Regions from separate parts of the Mus musculus genome. Here all the other regions are linked to region 3. Evidence: chromatin contacts called from ENCODE Hi-C or POLR2A ChIA-PET data. All regions are on one chromosome and are shown on one strand. The core of a region is the stretch at or near the end of the contact, and the rest is flanking DNA. Distances in the headings are between cores, read along the strand shown.

Region 1 (4,210 bases), core at 930-3,429, 43 kb before region 3:
GAGGGGGGGGGAGAGAAGGGGGAGAGAGGAAGAGGTACTTTTTAAGAAATCTCTTTTAAAAAAAAATATAGATTCTTGGGGCTGGAAGGACTTGGCTGGAAGAGCACCTGCTACTCTCCCAGAGGACCTGTGTTCTATCTCCCAGCACCCACTTGGCAGTTCACACCTGTCTGTAACTCCCCTTCCAGGTCTTCTTGACACCTCACATTGACATAACTGCAGGCAAAATACCAATGAACATAAACTAAAAATTTTAAAATACAGAGATTCTGGGCACCCTTCTGCTAGGTAACTCTGAATTTTTGAAACCCTTCACTTGTCTGCTTATTCAGACAAGGTCTCCATGTGTATGCTAAGAGGGCCTCAACCTCTCTATCCTCCAGCCCCAGCCTGCTGACTGTGCACTCTTGTGATAAACTTAATTGACCAAATAAATCAGCACACACTTCATTTGCTCCGTCCATCACTGTCAACTACTCTCTCCAGTACTTTACAATCATAAACAACAATCACAAAAACTCTAGTAGGTATCTTTTTTCATACGGTTTTCTGAGGATGACAAAGTTAGAATCTCTCCTTCTTAAAAAGAAAAAATAGTAAGCATGCCATCTGTGGTGTCACTGTTACTCTGAAAAAAAATAAAAAATTAAAAAAAAAAACCACATCCTACTGTAATCTGAGAATCACAGGGAACAGTGACATATACCCAAAGCTATGCTAGATATTTGAAAGGGTCCATTAAAAGACTCCTAATAACTGGTCTAGAGAAAAGGCTAGCCTGGGCCTTTGTGTCCCAGATCTTTGAGAATCACTTTTGTCTTTTATCATAATGACAGACACTAATGTTCCAAGTCTGAAGAATGCCTTCTAGACTGGATATAATAAGATAGACTATAAATTCCAATGCTCCAGAAGGCCAGGCAGGAATGTTGCACTTTCAAGCTCAGCCTAGACCACAAAGCAAGTGTCTGGGACACTGTCTTCAGTGAAAAAGAATCAATTTTTTAAAAGAGCAAACATTTTGAGACCAATGGGGTAAGATGCAATGAGCACAGGAAAGAAAGGAAGGGAGGGAGGGAGGGAGGGAGGGAGGGAGGGAGGGAGAGAGAGAGAGAGAGAGAGAGAGAGAGAGAGAGAGAGAGAGAGAGAGAGAGAGAGAGAAGAAAGAGAAGAAAGAAAGAAAGAAAGAAAGAAAGAAAGAAAGAAAGAAAGAAAGAAAGAAAGAGAGAGAGAAGAAGAAGAAGATAGGTGCCTTTTAGACATGTAAAACGTTTAACTAAGGAACCCCATGTAAAACGTTTAATTAAGGAACCCCAGTACACCCAAGGCAGCACCTGATAACCAGAACCCAGTTACATCACTCAAGACAACTAGACACAGTCCTAGAACCCCATGACACCCAGTGGACAGTGTATTAGTGGGCACCAAGAGCAATGCTCTGCTCTGCACAACTGAAGAGAAGCCACCTTCATCTGCCCTGCGGCTGGAGAGTAATCTGACACTCCAATCAAAAACTTCTGTTGGAGACTGGACCTGACCTTCAGCTAAGATAAGTCACACAGGAGGGTAGCCTTGGGGAGATAGGCTTAGGTAGTTAGGAATTTAGGGGGTGAACCTATGAAATGACCGTTTGCATAATAAAATGTAACTTTTGTTATACTAGCTACACTAACTACACGTCTCTACCTTCTTGCATCCGATAGCAAATAAACCTACTCTTTTTCTTTACTAATAGGAAAAAGACCTTTGAACGAGGTCATAAAAGTATTTAGTAGCAGAAACAGGACTAAATACCCCCGGCCACCAGTACAAAATATGACTAGTATTCTCGGGAGTAAATTCTAGATTACCCAGGGCAACACTGTAAGCCTCTTGCTTAAAAAAAAAAAAAAAGGAATCCCACAGTCGTTACCGCCGATATCCCCGGCCAACTTGTGCCCTCCCTCGTCCCCAATCTCCCTCGCGTCCTCTCTATGGCAGCTTGCTCTCGCTACATTTCATTAATCCTGACCCCCCAACACGACTACTCCAGTTACAGACACTTGCATACTGAACACCACAGCAGACCCGCAAAATCCGCTCCTCTCTCAACCACAGAGCCTGTGCCAGTGACGGACGCACACAGATGCCGTCGCGTCAATGACGTCAGAGAGGCGCCCGATCCGAAATCTGGTCGCCATCCCCTGACGCAGGGTGGAGCAAGTCCGTGCACTTTGTTAATTGTCTCTTGGGCTTATCGGATTTTTCCAGTGGAATTTTAAACAAAAAAGCAGCGTCCCGGCGGGAGAAAGCCGCTGAACAAAGCGAAGAAAGGAAAGGAATGAGTGAGGCCTGAAGGAGACATCGCCAGAGAGCTCCGGAAGCTGGCCGACAATGAAGGGTAAGTGGGATGAGGGACGCGGAGCGGGGCCGGGGTGGGAATATAGAACCTCGGAACTAGAAGTTGGCTTGGGAAATGAATCAGGGATACCTGTCTCAACAGAGTCCTAAGGCAACTTCCAGGGAATTACCTTAGTACACAAAAGAAATGGAGGCCCGGAGTCTGAATCCGCCGTCTCAGTCTCTTAGCTAGGAATAAATGTCAGGATCGAGTTTGTGTGCTCTCCTCAGGGGCCTCTCGGGGGAACTAGAAGAGATGGGTCCAAGTTCTTGACCGGACCTAGCTACTACCTTCCCGTATAACTTCTGTCAAGGACCTGCACCCCTCTGCCACCTGGTTTTCACCCTTGCCCCTGTAAAAAGCTGCTGAGGGGCAGTATCGTACACCTAAGGCTTTGGAATTTGAGCCGAAAAGAGCTGTGCCCAGAAGGGCAGCCAAGCACTGGGGCAGTACTAGAGGAGAGAGGTAAAGATATTGCCTCTGATTTGGTGATTCATGCCCTTTTTGTCTGAGAACAAGTTTCTTAGCGTGTCTCAGCTACCACTTTATTATGTGCATAACAAAGAAGAGCTACTGTTAAAAATTGCTTAGAAAGATTAATGACATTAAGATAATATATATGCACACTCACTCAACCAACCGCTTGACAAGCTGTGAGTGTCCCACACCTACTGCATGTTGCAGAAAGACTTTCAACTTTGATGCGAGGCATCTGGGGTAAATAAAACAAAGTTCTTCCTGGGATTCCAGCCCCTGCATGTTTATCACAATAAAGTTCAATCTTGATCCATTGTTCAAGAGAGAGCTAGATTCTGTATATAAAACTTGTGGTACCTTGGTTTGTTTGCTTGGGTCAAGCATATACTCAGGGAGACAGAGATGGATTGTTTGTTTGTTTGTTTGTTTCTTATTGTTGCTGTTGGGATAAAGTCAGCTATGTACTCCTGACTAGCCTGGAGCTCACCGTGTGAACCAGCTCGGCCTCTACCTCTCAAGTAATGGGATGGATCAACCATGTGTGCCGCCACACCCAGCTCAGAAGTGCAGTGTATAGGGTGTAGTGTGAACTGCACTTTCTGGTCATGGGCCCTTCCTTTTCCCATTTACTCCTGTAGTCTCTGCCCCAGTGCCACCATGATGATTGCCTCCAAACAAATAAGAAACAGGATTGTGGAGGTTTAAAGAGGTTTCATCATCATGAAGATAGTATGTAGAGTTTGGAAAAAGACTATTGTATTTTATCTGGTCAGGATACATTATAGATTTTAAAGTGTGAAAAATCTGTTTTAAGCCTCTCTTAGTAGTCAGCAAAATGTAGTGTTTCAACCATATACAGCCTACCCGTTAATATCTCCTCTCTTTTAGTGTCTAGACTTACTAGACTTACTGGGCCACTGCCCAAGTATAATTATACCTCCTGGGTGTTTAAAATCAGATCAACTCTAAATGTGACCCAGCGAGGAATTTTTTTGGACATGCTGAGTCTGGAGTAGGAACCAAAACCCTCCGTTTTAATAAGATCCCAGCGATTCTTTAAGCCTTGAGGAGTTCTTATTTTGTTTTGTTTTTTTTGTTTGTTTGTTTTGTTTTGTTTTTTGTTTTTTTCGAGACAGGGTTTTCTCTGTATAGCTCTGGCTGTCCTGGAACTCACTTTGTAGACCAGGCTGGCCTCGAACTCAGAAATCCTCCTGCCTCTGCCTCCCAAGTGCTGGGATTAAAGGTGTGCGCCACCACGCCCGGCTTGAGGAGTACTTTTTTAAAAAAACTACATCTTGGGAATTTCTAGGACAAAGTTGGCAAGAGGGAAGAGTAAGAAGTATCTATGGTGGT
Region 2 (4,697 bases), core at 1,712-4,211, 44 kb after region 3:
TCTTGATACCCAAGAACTCCGCAGAATCCAAATCTCTTCATGTAAAATTGTCTCTGAGACTCTGGGAGTTCTGGGCCCTTATAAGGAACCCACGGAGCCACCATACTGTCACAAGGGCTATTTTAAAGAACTTCTGGGGGACTGGAGAGATGACTCAGTAGTTCAGAGCATTGACTGCTCTTCCAGAGGTCCTGAGTTCAATTCTCAGCAACCCCATGGTGGCTCACAACCAACCACCTGTAATGGGATTTGATGCCCTCTTCTAGTGTGTCTGAAGACAGCAACAGTGTCATATACATAAATAAATCTTAAAAAAAAAACTTCTGGACATTGTATGTTGTGCTCTAGTCCTGGAAATGTCCAATTTTGTCACCCCCATCCCCTTTTGAGATTTCTTTACTTACTATGTAACCCAGGCTAACCTGGAACTCATGGACCTTCTGTATGGGGTTCCCAGTACTGTAGGTGTGCACCATCATCTCTGACTTCCTTATCCATGCTGACAAACTTTAGATGAATACCTTCCTTTCAAAAGACTAATACCCCACCCCCAATCTGTAAAGTAGCTAAGCACTTCCTAGTTTAGCTTTGGTGCACAGCCAGCTTTTGGGTTTTTTGTTGTTGTTGTTGTTCAGGTGCAGCCCAGGTCTCAGAGGACTGCAGGACACCACCCATACTCGGAAGCACAAGGCCTGTGACATTCTGGTTCTGAGGGCCAGCTTCAGCACCAGCACAGGCACCAGTCCAAATCACAGAATAAGAATCTGCACTCTCAAAAAGGTGGCTTCCTAACAAGACAAGGCATGTGAAGGAGTTAGGACAGAGATGCACACAGCTGCCCCCTCATCCATAAGGAACACACAGGGAGACTCCAGCAGATGCTTGAAAGTACGGTCAATCCGTCCAGCCAGCCTTTTTGCTCTGGTTTCTTGACCTTGTAACTCCTAAGCTTTGGGGCCATTGTTAAATAAAACGAGGTTACTTGAGCTCATCACTACTACTACTACTACTCAGAATGAAATTTCTAACCATATAGAACAGCCCATGACTTAAAACTTGCATAGCATTTCAAACTCATGAACTGTTCATTTCTGAATTTTTTTTTCACTTACTACTTGGCTGTGAGTAGCCGAAACTACAGAATGTAAAAGTGTGGGCAGGGTGGGGGGAGGGAGCTGGGAATGAGTACTGGACTCACCCATCTTACCCCTGATTACCTACTCAAAGAATTATCTACCTCCAGATTTGCTCTGAATAACATTAAGTCAAAGCCCATGGAGCAGAAAAGAAAAGGTTCCAACATGCACATGCCATTCTCAATCTCTACCACGCCCAGACAAGCCTTTGCCAGAAGACAAGCCAGGCTCCTTAGCAAGTGTCAGGGGGCAGGAGAGCCGGGCAAGAAAGGTTCCGCCCCAGCTGGGCTTCTGCAGTCTCCAAGGCAAGGCAAGGCTGGCCTAGGTTTCCTGAAGAGTAATTCCAGAAGTTATGGCAGCAACAGGCTTTTGTGGTGAAAGAAAGGTTTGGGACCTGGAGTCTATGTGAAAGCTTTCACTTTCTGAATTCTTCAGGCTCAAGAAATTGAAAGGTAACACGCCCCATTCTCCTCTTTCCAGGGGCCACCTCTGTCTGTCTGCGAGGAAGAGATGGGGGGCGCAGAAGACAGGACCTTCCCACGGGAGCAGAACGACTTCAATAATGCTGTCCTCAAAACAGGTCCTGTTCACCGGAAGTCCATCTGCCAGCCATAGGGAAGACAAAAGCTAACTGGGAGCCCTGATGTCCTATAGTCACCCAGACTGGAGGGAAGATGACAGCAGGGCTCCCATACACAGAGGAGGTGAAAAACTCAAACCTTTGGACAGCAGCCTGACCTGAGTCCAATCAAGTTGTGAGGAACAGAGGAGGAGGCCTCAGAGTAACAGGGGGCTCCATGTTCTTTATAGCAATCTTAGACGAAGCTGGGATTCAAATCCCCAGAGTAGAGGGAGGAAATGTGTCAGGGGTAGGGGGTGGGTAAGGGGAGGCTGCAGGGAGAAACAAACAGAAACTGAGTGGAAAACAGGTCTTTGGCCAAATAGCAATATTTGCTCCCCTGTCTGGAATTCCCCAGTTGTACTCTGTCCTCTGTGAAGTTCATCACCCTGTTCTTCCAGCCTACTAAGTTGTTTACTTACTTGATTGTTGGTATTTAAAAATAAGAAGATATCGAGGGTGTGCTGGCTCCCTCCCATAACCCCAGCATGGGGGAGGCTATGGTAGGACTCCCAGATCAAGACCAGTGAAGGTTACATAGTGAGACCCAGTCTCAAACTAACAGCAATAATACAATCTTACATATATCTTAGATCTTCCTAATTTCTCTTGAAAGATCAGAAGTGGTCAGTGGTAGGTTCGCTACATAGCTCGCAGAGTTAACTGACACCCATCACTCAGCAGCACCGTGCCCTCTGCACCCGGCCATGCATGCACCTTATCTACTTAGTCATAGAAGAACGTTTTTCAACAACAGCTCCAATTAATCTGGCCCTTTGATCCCCTGACATTCATTCCTGGCCATCCCTAAGCTAGAGCCCAGATTTCCTCCCTCTCTGGGCCAAGCACAGCAGTCCGCTAGGCAGAAGGCATAAACTGTGGGAAGACACCGCACCGCGCACGCGCACTCCCAAGCATCCAGGTTGCGGCTGGAAGCGCACGGAGCTGCTGACTACTCCAACCTCGGCGCTGCAGCTTAGGCCTTCAGTGTCTCAGGTCCTTTGCATTGAGATGAACAGCTCTAGCACTGGGCCTGACACCGTAGGGTCCCCGACCGGCTTCGCAGACCCCGGCTTCCCCGCGCGCACCTTTACCGAGCTGGAGTCTGGGACCGCCAAGGCACTGAGGCCGGCTCTGCTCTGCCAGCTCCAGAGAGGCGTTCACAGGCCACCGCCACCCTGGCTCCGCCCTCCCACCTTCCGGCTCCGCCGGCCTTCCGGGTCGCCGAGCTCTGGGTCCCCATGAGTCTGGGTCCTCAAGATGGGACAGGCCTGGGGAAAGATCTTGATGGCGGGGCGAGGCGTCCCTTCCGCGCCCCAGCGTCTGATTGACTGACACCAAGACCCAGGCTAGGAAGCTCTGTGCCTGCGGAAATGGGGAGCATCTGGGAGGGGACTCTGTGTCGCGAGGACCCGCTGCCCCCACTTCCTCTCCGCCTGGCCACCCCACTCAGTGCCCAACCTCACGTTTAGGATCTGGGACGGTTCCTGGAAGGTTCTCCTCGATCGCCCTTTGCGCTGGCTGGGTCTGTGACTTGCCGGACCCTTTCTCCCACAGGGTCCTGGACCTGGGAGATGATAGAGGGGCTTGGCTGTCAGGAGCGACTGCTGGTTAATTAACGCTGGGGCCTGCGTGGGACGCGCAGGGGCTGGTATAGCTTTCAGACCTCCTAAGACCAGAACAGAGCCCACTCCACTTGCAGGGCAAAGGGAGCCACTCAGAAAGAGAGCAGAGTAACAGAAAAATCCAGAGAGGCCTAGGGAGCAGTCCCCGCCCCCTGGTCCCAAGGACTCTAGGGCTGGCCTGAAAATATGCCAAATCTGGTATCTCTCCCAATACTGAACTTTAACCCTGAGCAAAGTCTTGAGTACGCACGGTTGTCAGTGACAAACTAGATACAGAGGGACTGGGCTAGCCAATGCCACCCAAATAGAGAGTGTGGCGAGCGAACTCCAGTCTAGGTCCAAGTGGCCCCTAGCGCGATCTGCCAGGTGGGGGTGGAGAGCTGCTGCGGGCATACAGATGATCTGTGCAGGGCCATATTATTTCTTCTTTTCTGTCTTCTTAGAAGGCCTCGAACCCCTTTTAACATCAAGATTCTCCTGGCTGGAGTGGAAAAGTCTGTGCGTTTTCGAGTAGGAGCTTTTGCCCGAGTTTGGGTGACTTTCAAGAGCCAAAGTTAACTGAGGCTAAGAATAGATTAGCTCCTTGCTCTCTGTGGAGCTATGAGGTGAGGCGCTTCAATGTCCCCCGCGGGCAGCGCCCTCTGGTGGCAAGGTCGAGAACCGGACTCGCTTGTTTTCTCCTTTGCCTAAATATCAGAAGTATGTAGCAATGATGGGAACAGGAAAGTTCAGTGGAGAATAGAGACTAGGCTATAAGACATCCACACCGACGATGAATAAAGCCCTAAAATTATCACCCTGACACCTAGAAGTGTTCCTAGACAGCCAGTAGCGGCTGAGGCCGTCTGTGAAAGAGGTGCACAGTAGGTGTGTGTACATCCACAATCCTGTTACTCAGATAGAGCTCCTTCTGAGGCAGAAAGCTCAACAATTTGAGGCTAGCTACCAGGTGCAGGGGTGTACACCTTTAATCGAAGCACTTGGGAGACAGAAACAAACAAATCTCATGAGTTTGGAGCCAGCCTGGTTACAAAGAGAATTCTAGCTGACCCAGGCTACATAGTGAAACCTTGTCTCAAACAAACAAGCAAATCCATCAGGGTTTGAGGCCAGCCTAGGCTGCAGATGGAGACCCTCCCTCAACTTTCTTCCTTCCTATCCCCAAGTTCACACACTGAAAGTCTTTAGTAGTGGACCTTTGGGAGGTGACTAGTGGCCTCATATAAGAAGCCCAAGGGAGCTTATTGTCCCCTTCCTCCATCTATGAAGTGCTTAGCTACACTAGACCTGAAACCTGCTGGTATCTTAATTTTGGAC
Region 3 (4,140 bases), core at 19-2,518:
CATCCTCCTGCCTCAGCCTCCTGCGTGCTGAGATCACAGGCATATGACACCCAGATCCCTAAATCTTATGATTAAAGATGAGCTAAAGTCAGGGCTGGAGATATAATATCTCACTGGTGGAGTACTTCTCTAGAACTTGAGATTGTGAGTTTACTGGAGGGGGGGCTAAAAGTCTCTATTTTTATGTGTCTTCTCCCCATCTGAAATATTCACAGCAGTGCATTTTGTAAATGATTAAACAAACTTCAAACCTAAAAGAAATATCAATAAGCGCTGGTGGGGTAAGGATGTGGGGGATGGTAGGGATTAAGGGACAGTTTAGGGAAGGGTCTGCCCCTAACACCATCACCAGAGGGCCACACCATCCCCTTCCAAACCCAGTTTGGTCTTGGCCCAGCGGGTACCAGGCTAACCAGAGCTAGTCCCTCTTCAATGTAACCAGTTTAGCAACACAAACTGACACTATAGACTAATATTAGCCCAGCAGTCTAGAGACAGAGGCAAGGCTTCTATGAGTTCAGGGATAGCCTAGTCTACATATAGAATTTCTGGTCAGCCAGGGGTAACAAGACAATAAAAAATGGATGGAGTTGAGAACTGCTGCTTTGTGGCCAAGGAGACCTCTCTGAGGAGGTGACACTGAAATGACAAAGGAGGGAGAGGGCGAAGGGTGGGAGTGGTTTTTAAGGAACCAGAAGACAGTGGATGAGAATTGCGTGGGGGCAGGTGAGATGGGAAAGCAGCCTTGGAATTGAGTTCTAAGTGACACCAGTAGCCAGGGCGGGGTACCTGTTCGTCTTGGATCTACACGATGAATGCCTGGGGTCCACTAAACTAATTTCCTCCCGTGTACTTTTGACATTTTCCTCTAGGAAAAAAATTATAAAGTTCTGTTGATCGTTAAGAAAACGTGTGTCTCTGTGGCTGAAAAGAGTAACATCATAGTAACAGGGGCACCTGAGGGCCCACCACTCCGTCATGCCTGCTTCCCTCACAGGCTGTTCCTCTGACCAGCGCCGACTCAGTCTTGAGTGTGGCGACCAGCAAAGCTGGGAACCGGACTCCAACCAGGAATCAGCCCATCGTCCCCACGCACAACCGCTGCTGACCCGTTTACGGTCCAGCGGTTTAATTACGCCCGCGCACATTTCTGGAGAACTCGGGCCGGCTCCGCCCCCGCCTGCGTGCCAGGGCTTCGATTGGTCCAGAGTCCCTCGAAGGGGCGTGACCAGAGAATTGGAACCCGGAGGCGTGGGCGGCGCAGGGATTGGCGGGCGCCAGTTCGGGACTGGCTGTGCGGACGCGGAGGTTCCTACGGGAGGTAAGCAGGCTACGGAGGGGGAGAGCGCTCCCCTTCCGCCCTCCACCCTGCCAGGTCTGCAGCTGTGGGTAGAGGTGGCCTCAGGAACCCGCATCTGGGGCTCCACTGGAGCAGAGGCTGCTCGCTGTTTTCTGACTTGGGAAGGGGTTGACAGCTGGGACTCTAGGGCCACTGAGTCCCAGGACTGTGCGCGAGTTGGAGAAGGGTTCTCCGCAGAGTCTCTACCCTCTCCTTATCCCGTGATGTTCCGGGAACCTCGTCTTGGCCAGAGACGTCTTGGGTTGGGAGGGACGGTTCTCAATAGCCTCGGATTTGGGACCCTGAAGAGTTTGAGTTCGCGACTCTTCATATAGGAAGTTATTGGTGTGGGACCGGGCCTGGATTCTCCTAGGGAGTAACTGAAGTACAATAAAGAGGTGTCCCCAGGCCTTAGCAGGAGGGAAACCGGCAGTTCCAAGTCTCAGTGGAATGTGTGCACTCCCCGGAGAGGGCGCAGTCCTTAGAATGTGAACAAAACCGGTATCAGATTCTACCCGGTCAGAGGCTGCAGAGGAGGGGCGATCAGTGCTAGAGTCAAGACCCCTGCGGTTTTTGTAAGCTGAAGTGCTTCATTTGCTGTGCGTCCTGCCCACGTCAGCCCTCAGAGCTGCTCAGAGTGGCTAGGCCAGTTAGTTGTCTGAGCACTGGGACCTGGCCAACCCTGTCCCGCCAAGGAAGGAGGGGTTTGGCATTGTGGCCTGCGGGATGGGACTGACTACCCTGTGTGTTATGCGGTGAAAGACACCAAAGTCAGGCAGTAGGAAAGACTACACACTCTGGATTTTAAGAACTTCTGACCCAGGGCATGTTTTTTTTGTTGTTGTTGTTTGTTTGTTTGTTTGTTTGTTTGTTTTTTGGGGGGGTGGGGGCGTGTTGTTTTGTTTACTAGGGCCAAAAGTTTCAGAAGTTATTGTCTCCTTTTCATCATGTGAATTCCCGGGATAGGACATGGCCACAAACACCAGGTTACCCAAAAGATTTTGCTTTTTTTGAGATAAGGTCTCCTTGTATAGTCCAGATTGACCTACAACTCTCTACCTTCCTATCTAATCTTACCAGATGCTAGATTATAGGAATGCCCTCTGGGCCAAAGTTTTTCTACCTTGGCTCAGAGTTTATCTGGAAGCTGGGCCCACTCCTGAGGTTCTTGGGTGGTGACTGTGAAGTGGCTCATGGGCACGGAGTTACAGCCATGCTTTGTGCTTAATTAACATTGTGTCTAGCAAACAGTGGGTGCTAAGAAAGTAGCACCTAAGGGTTTATTTTCCTTAATCTGTTCTCCTGGAGGAAGATTCTAGAAGGTCTCAGTGACTCTGTTGGGTGGTGCCACTCCCTTAGTACCCTTGTAATAACTCTGGAATGCTCACACTGGCCTGTGGACCTGCAAGACAGGCCCTGCCTGCCCCTTGTAACCTTACCTCTTACTCCCGTACCTCACTCCTTCCTGAGTTCAGGGCCCCAGACCTCTCTTAAGGGCTGTACTGCAGTGAGCAAGAGGGCTTGAGGACTTGCATCAGGACAGAACCCATATTGTTGTGAGCCACATCCACACGCAAGGTGTCTTGTGCATTTTACCAGTAAGGGGCCAGAGAGTAAATACATGTTAGATTGTGTTAGTCTGAGTGTGGTTGTATTTCACTAAGGTTGCATTTAGGAAGCCTGGCAGTGGCTCATAATGGGTCTGGATTTTTAGTTTCTGGTTGTAGATCACCAGTCCTTCTCGTTGACTATGTGTTCCTCGGTGCTGGGCATTTGGTTTGCTTCTGCCTCTTGGCTCTAGTAAACACACACAAGAGTATAGCTATCCCTTCCAATCCCTTTGGAGATAGATGCACAGTGGGAAAGGTAGGTATATGGTAAATGTATTTTTAATGTTTTGCGGAGTCTTCAGGTTGTTTCCCATCGTATCTATGTCGTTTTTTTTTTTTCCCTCAAGATGTATTTGTTAATTTTATGAGTGTTTCTATGTCTGTGCACTACACGTATGCAGATACCCTTGGAACTGGAGTTACTGGGGGCTGTGAGTTACTGGTGGCTGGGTCTGTGCAAGCGTATGGAGAGCCACTGAGCCGTCCCCCAAGCCTGTGGCTGTGACAGTTTACATCCCCAGCAGCAGTACACACTCTTCCCACTTTTCCACTCTGGCACCAACTGGAATTTCTTTGCTAGGAACTTTCCAATGGGTATGAGATCTCCTCCAGTTTAGATGGGCTTCTTTAACGGTTTGAAACCTTGTGTGGTTTCTGCTTGAGTGACATTCAGTTGTATGTGCCAACCTAGAGATGCTCACTTCGGCCGGACCTGGGCTTTTGGGGGTTTGTTGTTGGTTTTTTTGTTTTGTTTTGTTTTAATTCATTTTTATTTTTATTTTTATTCATGGGTCTGTATGACTGAAGGCCACATGTATGTGAATGTCTCGGAGGCCAGATGAATGTGTTAGTCCCCTGGAGCTGGAGTTAACAGGCAGTTGTGGCCACCCGATGCGGGTACTGGGATCCAGATGCTGGCCTCAGGAAGAACAGCAAGTGAGCTGAGACATTGCTCCTCGTCCTTTCCCTCCGCTCCTAAGAGTTTCAGTTGACCCTGCTATCCTTACGCCACTGCGCCTTTGGGCTTCCTGCCCCTGGGCCTCTCTGGCCTCCTCACAGTGAGATGTTATCCACATTGGCCTCCAGCACAGTGCCTGGTGGCCTTGGAGGTAGCATGCTGGCACATTTGGGTTTGTTGTATTGTCCCTCAGCCAAGAACTGATGATCAGGTGGCAGAACAAAGTTTGAAGC

What was found. Hi-C counts contacts between places; a loop is a spot of excess contacts on that map. ChIA-PET counts read pairs that join two places held with the same protein, here RNA polymerase II (POLR2A).
Region 1: a map of heart shows a loop between it and region 3 (4-fold over the local background). The contact joins the promoter of Pop4 here to the promoter of Plekhf1 in region 3. A Hi-C loop is called at or near these places in 9 of 37 maps with a recorded cell type or tissue (T-helper 17 cell, adrenal gland, gastrocnemius and 1 more). POLR2A ChIA-PET finds 5 or more read pairs at or near these places in 3 of 5 experiments (Patski and embryonic stem cell).
Region 2: a loop to region 3 is called in a map of heart, with 4 times the contacts of the local background. The contact joins the promoter of D530033B14Rik here to the promoter of Plekhf1 in region 3. A Hi-C loop is called at or near these places in 1 of 37 maps with a recorded cell type or tissue (heart). POLR2A ChIA-PET finds 5 or more read pairs at or near these places in 3 of 5 experiments (Patski and embryonic stem cell).

The regions. Positions count from the first base shown.
Region 1 is chr7:38,269,317-38,273,526 of GRCm38, reverse strand. Pop4 (processing of precursor 4, ribonuclease P/MRP family, (S. cerevisiae)) reads left to right here and starts at 2,179. Exons shown (of 7, transcript NM_025390.4): 1 at 2,179-2,380. The coding sequence starts at 2,374.
Region 2 is chr7:38,182,046-38,186,742 of GRCm38, reverse strand. D530033B14Rik (RIKEN cDNA D530033B14 gene) reads left to right here and starts at 2,961. Exons shown (of 1, transcript NR_165180.1): 1 at 2,961-4,171. 1600014C10Rik (RIKEN cDNA 1600014C10 gene) reads right to left here and starts at 2,956. Exons shown (of 4, transcript NM_028166.3): 1 at 2,844-2,956.
Region 3 is chr7:38,225,122-38,229,261 of GRCm38, reverse strand. It overlaps Plekhf1 (pleckstrin homology domain containing, family F (with FYVE domain) member 1), which reads left to right and starts at 1,268. Exons shown (of 2, transcript NM_024413.2): 1 at 1,268-1,321.